2 separate regions of the Homo sapiens genome follow, and region 1 is linked to region 2. A link is a contact called in ENCODE Hi-C or POLR2A ChIA-PET data. All regions are on one chromosome and are shown on one strand. Each heading gives the region's core, a stretch centred on a gene start or an enhancer-like site at or near the end of the contact. The rest is flanking DNA. Distances are from core to core; before and after follow the strand shown.

Region 1 (3,772 bases), core at 403-2,902, 65 kb before region 2:
CCAATGCCTGGCCCCTGTTGAATGCTGCAGAAGGACAATGCTGACAGCTTCTCCTTGAAAGAGGGTGTGGGAGTGACAAGCAGCTCTCAGGTGAGACCAACAGACACTGTGGCTCCGCACGTATGTCCCAGGCTGTGTTCTGGGCTGGGGGACCAGCAAGGAGAAGGATCAGCTGTCCGCTTCCAGCTGTTCTGAGGGATGATGCTGTGGGTTTTAGAGGAGGCAGGGGTGCGGGAGGCAGAGAAAGGCGCCAGGAAGAGTGGTGAGGAGAACTGGAAAAACAGAAAGCGCTGGTGAAGCCAGCAGGCAAGCAATGACTCCGGCAGTCTTCCTTGCCTCTGAAGCAGAAGGGATCCAGGGACAGTTAGTGGCTCAGGTCCTGCGGCTCCAGGTGCCCAGACGTGCATTTCCTGTGTGGAGTGGCCGGGGCCTCTCCTTGGTGTGCAGCCCAGAAATGTGGCAACTTTGGGTTACCCAACCTTCCTAGGCGGGGAGGTAGTCCAGTCCTTCAGGAAGAGTCTCTGGCTCCGTTCAAGAGCCATCACAGTCCCTTGTATTACATCCCTCTGACGGGTTCCAATAGGACTATTTTTCAAATCTGCGGTATTTACAGAGACAAGACTGGGCTGCTCCGTGCAGCCAGGACGACTTCAGCCTTTGAGGTAATGGAGACATAATTGAGGAACAACGTGGAATTAGTGTCATAGCAAATGATCTAGGGCCTCAAGTTAATTTCAGCCGGTTGTGGTCAGAGTCACTCATCTTGAGTAGCAAGCTGCCACCAGAAAGATTTCTTTTTCGAGCATTTAGGGAATAAAGTTCAAGTGCCCTGCGCTTCCAAGTTGCAGGAGCAGTTTCACGCCTCAGCTTTTTAAAGGTATCATAATGTTATTCCTTGTTTTGCTTCTAGGAAGCAGAAGACTGAGGAAATGACTTGGGCGGGTGCATCAATGCGGCCGAAAAAGACACGGACACGCTCCCCTGGGACCTGAGCTGGTTCGCAGTCTTCCCAAAGGTGCCAAGCAAGCGTCAGTTCCCCTCAGGCGCTCCAGGTTCAGTGCCTTGTGCCGAGGGTCTCCGGTGCCTTCCTAGACTTCTCGGGACAGTCTGAAGGGGTCAGGAGCGGCGGGACAGCGCGGGAAGAGCAGGCAAGGGGAGACAGCCGGACTGCGCCTCAGTCCTCCGTGCCAAGAACACCGTCGCGGAGGCGCGGCCAGCTTCCCTTGGATCGGACTTTCCGCCCCTAGGGCCAGGCGGCGGAGCTTCAGCCTTGTCCCTTCCCCAGTTTCGGGCGGCCCCCAGAGCTGAGTAAGCCGGGTGGAGGGAGTCTGCAAGGATTTCCTGAGCGCGATGGGCAGGAGGAGGGGCAAGGGCAAGAGGGCGCGGAGCAAAGACCCTGAACCTGCCGGGGCCGCGCTCCCGGGCCCGCGTCGCCAGCACCTCCCCACGCGCGCTCGGCCCCGGGCCACCCGCCCTCGTCGGCCCCCGCCCCTCTCCGTAGCCGCAGGGAAGCGAGCCTGGGAGGAAGAAGAGGGTAGGTGGGGAGGCGGATGAGGGGTGGGGGACCCCTTGACGTCACCAGAAGGAGGTGCCGGGGTAGGAAGTGGGCTGGGGAAAGGTTATAAATCGCCCCCGCCCTCGGCTGCTCTTCATCGAGGTCCGCGGGAGGCTCGGAGCGCGCCAGGCGGACACTCCTCTCGGCTCCTCCCCGGCAGCGGCGGCGGCTCGGAGCGGGCTCCGGGGCTCGGGTGCAGCGGCCAGCGGGCGCCTGGCGGCGAGGATTACCCGGGGAAGTGGTTGTCTCCTGGCTGGAGCCGCGAGACGGGCGCTCAGGGCGCGGGGCCGGCGGCGGCGAACGAGAGGACGGACTCTGGCGGCCGGGTCGTTGGCCGCGGGGAGCGCGGGCACCGGGCGAGCAGGCCGCGTCGCGCTCACCATGGTCAGCTACTGGGACACCGGGGTCCTGCTGTGCGCGCTGCTCAGCTGTCTGCTTCTCACAGGTGAGGCGCGGCTGGGGGCCGGGGCCTGAGGCGGGCTGCGATGGGGCGGCCGGAGGGCAGAGCCTCCGAGGCCAGGGCGGGGTGCACGCGGGGAGACGAGGCTGTAGCCCGGAGAAGCTGGCTACGGCGAGAACCTGGGACACTAGTTGCAGCGGGCACGCTTGGGGCCGCTGCGCCCTTTCTCCGAGGGAGCGCCTCGAGGAGTGGCTGGCCTGGACCCGCGAGCATCAGCGCTCAGACCGGGTCCGCGCTGGGGCTGTCCGTTTGCGACAGGATCGCTGATCCCTTATCCAGCTGTCGGGTTGGGGTCTCACTGCCGAGGCCCTGGGCACTAGGAGCAGCACGCACCGGGACCTGCCTGGCACCCAGAGCCCATTCCCAGAGGACCTGGGGCAGGTACGCAGGGTCCCCCGGAGCCGGGAGCAGAGGCTCCTGAAAGCCTGCCAGGCTGCCCGGGGCTGGGCTGAGGCCGGGACTTTGGTGATATTGGGCACTGGCCGCGACCTCGCGTCACGAGAGTGTAGGAGGGGAGCCGATTTGGAGGGGACTCGTGCCTGCGGGGGAGCAGGAGGATCTCAGGAGAGGGCCAGCGCCGGCATCCCATGACCCGCTTGAGTCCCCAAGCCGGACTGTCCCGGGGAACGCTCGGCGAGCGCCCGCTCCTCCCCGCCGCTCTCGGACCGCGGGGCCCCAGTGCGCTGCGCTCAGCCACCCGGGTGGGGCCTCTGCCGGGAGCAGGCGTGGTGCGCGGTCCAGTCCGTGTCGCGGACATCAGTGACCCTGACCCACAAGGGCAGCCCAGGGCCCAAATACCGTTAACTTACTGACTTACAAGCCTAGCCTTTAAAATCCGAGCGAAGAGAGGGCGGGCGATTTTGACCAAACGATGTGGTTTGAGGAATCGATGAGGTCCGCCCGCCACCTAAGTCAGCCTTCGCTGGGCGTTTGGGAGACGGGCGGTGGAACAGTCAGGGGCCGGGGGTTTTACCAGCAGTTAGACCGCCGCCATTGAGGGGTCAAAGCCCCGAGGAACTTGAGGGTTCGGACTCGCAGTCTCTGCTCAGTGGGGCTGAGTGGCGGAGATTTGTGCCTCGTTCCCCTGGGCGCAGAGAGCCAGATTTCGGAGCGCCTTTCTTTTAAGCATCGTGGAGAAAAGGTAAAATATGAAATAAAATATAGTAATATAAAATAAGTCATTGCAATGATTCCCGGGAAGAAAAGTCAATAGGATGGAGCGTAGTACAACAACAACAACAACAAAAAGCTTGTTAAACCCAAAAAGCAGTAATAATTAAATATTCTTTCTCAGTGGGAAGACTAACTAGACCGTCAGTTTCCAAGTAACAAGTAATAGTTCCAATTAGATTGGAGAAACTACTAAACCCGGAGACAGGGCGAAGTGGTAACTTCTGAGAACTCACTGTAGGTTGGGAAAGGTGCTAACATAACTATATTAAATAAAATGTTGTATTTTCTATTTCACAAATACATTTTTTGTTTTGAAAAGTCACTTGTATTAAAATATAATTGCTTAGAGAATTTAAATACCTCACTCGACTATTATGTAAAGATAAATCTAGCTAAATTACATGAATCTAAAATTACGGAGGGAAAAGTACGTGATTTATTAGATTTTCTGCTTCACATAATTATATCTTTATTTTGAAAACATGCTGACTTTAGTGAAGCATCGTTTTCTTTGTAATTGGAAGCATCTTAGATCAGTGGAAACTTTACAGAAATGTGAGTGGGATCCTCTTGTGATTTTTCTT
Region 2 (3,769 bases), core at 576-3,075:
TCCTTCATATCTCGTAGGGACAAAAAAGGAAACTCACATGGTGATTTGGTGAGAGAAGCACTGTCATTAAGCCAGACACTAACTAAGGCTTATGATTGTCCACGTTTGTGTGCGATATCTATGCCTAGGGAACAGGTTACTGTGTAGAGAGGTGTGTGTGCCAGAGGAAGGACACTAGATTTATGCTCAAACAACTTCAGTTCCTAGCCAACTTGGGCCAGGGTATCACTTCCTTCAGTTTTTTCATCACTAAAAGGGCAGTCAGCCTGCCAATCTCATTAGGTTGTTGGGACAAACAATTGAGATAGTATATGTGAAAGTGTATTTGAAGAAAATTAAGTGCTAAATAAATCCTGCTATGCTACATATTTGAAGCACCTCTAGACACAGATGTAGTTTCCAAACATTACGCTCTAGGTGGATTTGACATGATTCTTAGTATAAAACAGAAGCTGTTGTCGAACTAATGATCTAAGAAATGTTAAAATCCTATATAACTTTAAGCATGAACACTCACTCCTTCTACATTTGTTATACATTTTCTTTCTAGAAAAATAAGAGAGCTTCCGTAAGGCGACGAATTGACCAAAGCAATTCCCATGCCAACATATTCTACAGTGTTCTTACTATTGACAAAATGCAGAACAAAGACAAAGGACTTTATACTTGTCGTGTAAGGAGTGGACCATCATTCAAATCTGTTAACACCTCAGTGCATATATATGGTAAGCATAGTTCAGCGTTGCCAACTCATGCTATGCTTTCTAATCATTGTAGATGTCTGTGTTCTCTAAATAAGTCAGTTTTCTGTTGGCCAAGAGTTACATTATCATGAATGAATACAGCTTGGCCATGGTTCCCTCCTCCCCCTGTCAAAAAGCAAACCACATTAAGTACTCTTTACATTTAATACTTTTGAATTGAACAGAGAGTCCTTTCTTTAGATGCTTATTATGGCTAATAATTCGGTTAGAACCTAATATATTTATGAAATTCTTAGTGTTCTGTATAAACAAAACAGAAAAAGATGATGAGTTTTATCTTTATTATCTAAGAAAAATTTCTCAGGTACTACCATGAATTAGAGAAATAAAAATATGGTATGCTAAATCATTTAGAATTAATGCTATTTTATTCCTGCTTTTACTCTCAAGGAATCCTAATGCTGTTGCTTAATTTCAGTATGCAAATTCTATAAAGAAAATGCTTAAAGACCTTATTTCCATTGCTGAAAAGGAAACAGTGTGGAGGGCAGAAACTATGGAACAATTCTATCAGTAGCCTTTATTTCCTTTTGTCTTTCTCCAGTTGATTTTTGATATCAAATTGGTTGTTTTAGGGTGTACAGAGCAACTTTTTCTCACCTTGCTTATAGTGGCCAGGTAGATTTTTAGAAATATCTTCCCACTTCTTTGTTATTGTGATAGAGATATTTAAGGTGTTTCACTTTCTGTTGCTCTGCCACTGTTTTATGTGGCTAGGACGTGATACCATTTGATTTGAAAGGCGTTCACCAATTACAGTGCTTTTAAAGTATCCTATTCATGATCAACATTTGGGCTCATTGATAGGCTCTATCATAATTCAGCTCTGTTTATTTACTCATTGATTACACCCTCCCTGAATGAGGCCCTAAGGTTTTGTTTATGGAAATTATTCTTTTCTAATGTATGTATCACTTCTCCTTTCAAAGATAAAGCATTCATCACTGTGAAACATCGAAAACAGCAGGTGCTTGAAACCGTAGCTGGCAAGCGGTCTTACCGGCTCTCTATGAAAGTGAAGGCATTTCCCTCGCCGGAAGTTGTATGGTAGGACCATCCTTATTTCCATAACAGTTTAAGACATACTTTGTAAGTGGGAAGCTGCAAGAGCCTAATGACTCGAATTCCTGACAAAATACCAAGAGACGTTCCTCAGACAGCCCCAGAGAGCTCAGAACTCTGTAGATTCTTGGGTGGTGGAGGTGAGAAGGGCTGGGGAAAAGGAAATAATGTAGCAAGGTAAGCGAGAGATGAGGTTTGTTTGAGTGCTCGCTTCAGTCTAGTCTCTTACTGTGGCTAACTTTCTGCATCTCTAAACCTTCCTATGATGTCAACATTCTTTGAATGGGATGTGTTGAGCAATGACTAGGAAGCATTTTGAATATGTAACATGCTCTATTAACCCTGAAGAAGTGGGCTCTTGTAATGAGAATGCTGAAAATAATTCTTTTATATACAGCTGGGTTGAAAGTTCCAGTCCTGTTTTAAAATTAAACAAACATTAATAGAGACAAGACTTACTCATTTGAAGAGGGGGACGATGGGGCCTATTTGAACTAATTAAGTTTTTTTTGGCTAGAAAGATACATATTCAAAACCTCCTTCAGCAGTTGTTTTTTAAAACACTGGTACAACACCTGATGTAAAACAATGTAATCTGTTTATGATCTGCAATCATTTTACAAAATTACTGTTAAATGCCAATATCTTTGGCTCAAGTCATTACATTTTAAACAAAGGGTATAGTACAAAACTGATTAGCAAAACAATCCATACAATAGGGATGTGGCGCCATTTTAGAATCTCCCTAACCAGAGCTGATTTGGCTTTCAATGTCATATGAGGGCAGTGTTTGTTTGCAGTTCCCTCAAATACTTAATAGGGAATTAAAGAGAAAATTTTAACTTTGTGCTATGTCTTCATGCCATTGCAGTAGAAAAATGATCTTTTTTGCTTCAGAATATCAAAAACGTTTAGTAGTAAATTTTTAGGTTTAATAGTAAATTGAATAGTAATCTGATGACTCCAGGAGGTACATTCACTCTTCCAGTGTCTGAGGGCACGCTCATCTGTTAGTGTTGATTTCTTCAGTAACTAAGTAGCAAGGGCATTAAAAAAAAATTCAATCCACCGTCAAAAATGCTGACTTGTTGTAGGAAATAATTTAAAGTAATACCAAGACAATATTTGTAATCACAAAGTGTAGCATCCTCATTTTAATTACTTTGGATCTGAGACACACTAGTAATGGGAATTTGTTTGTAGGACTTTATAATCATGCATGATAATGAACTAAGTTCCCAATATTAAACCTTTATACAGAACACAAGAAACTCCTAATGGATTAAAACTGCCTATTTAAAGAACCATGCATTTTAATGAAATCATAGAATTTTAGAGTTATAAGGAAACTTTGAGAACCTCTAGAAAATTTGAGAAAATTGGAGCCCAAACTGGTTAGTCACATTTGCAGCAGCCTGCAGTGAGTAGCAGAGCCAGGTCAAGCACCCAAGCCTCTGACTCTCAGTTCTGTGTGCAACAGAGTGATATCAATGCATCGATTCAGTATTTAATACGTTTTTAAAATTTCTTTAAGTTTATGCTTTCTGTTTTTTTTTTTTCTGTGCCTTAACTGTTCTTCCTCAGAGGAAAAATCTTGATAGTCTTGATTTCACTCTAGTTTATGAAAGGGACAACTGGTGTGACCATTTATAAAACTAATAAGAACTCCACATGAGACCACAATAGAAAAGTCTATTTTTATTTTTATCTGGAGAAGTGATCTACTTGATCTGACTTACAATGGCCCTTATACTGCTGATGGAGCCTCGTGGAAAACTCTGAAAAACATCTCGGATGGAATCAGAGCCCCTGCTTCTGGGTTAATACTTAAGTCACAGTGGCCACCAGTATGCCTGTGGGCACACTAAGCTACTGCTTTTCTATCTTCGCTCGCTTTATTTCTTCTTCCTTGCCAATAAATATGAAGTGTTACCCAGTCTAAA

The links. A loop is a pair of places that touch in the nucleus more often than their neighbours do. ChIA-PET counts read pairs that join two places held with the same protein, here RNA polymerase II (POLR2A). Pooled maps may share reads with other maps.
Region 1: a map with no recorded cell type shows a loop between it and region 2 (7-fold over the local background). The contact joins the promoter of FLT1 here to the enhancer-like site in region 2. A Hi-C loop is called at or near these places in 2 of 168 maps with a recorded cell type or tissue (heart left ventricle and heart right ventricle), 7 of 37 single-sample maps with no recorded cell type and 9 of 50 pooled maps. POLR2A ChIA-PET finds 5 or more read pairs at or near these places in 4 of 52 experiments (Panc1, WTC11, activated CD8-positive, alpha-beta memory T cell and 1 more).

Annotation. Positions count from the first base shown.
Region 1 is chr13:28,493,008-28,496,779 of GRCh38, reverse strand. It overlaps FLT1 (fms related receptor tyrosine kinase 1), which reads left to right and starts at 1,652. Exons shown (of 30, transcript NM_002019.4): 1 at 1,652-2,000. The coding sequence starts at 1,937. RefSeq lists silencers at 1,747-1,796, 1,917-2,036, 2,117-2,166.
Region 2 is chr13:28,428,092-28,431,860 of GRCh38, reverse strand. It overlaps FLT1 (fms related receptor tyrosine kinase 1), which reads left to right. Exons shown (of 30, transcript NM_002019.4): 7 at 551-725; 8 at 1,694-1,811. Among named protein-coding and RNA genes, the nearest start is that of FLT1, 65 kb to the left of the region's middle. RefSeq lists enhancers at 896-1,555, 1,575-1,974. Within about 2 kb of position 1,825, at least 3 of the 41 ENCODE cell types and tissues checked have a DNase peak (open chromatin) inside an H3K27ac peak, as active enhancers do.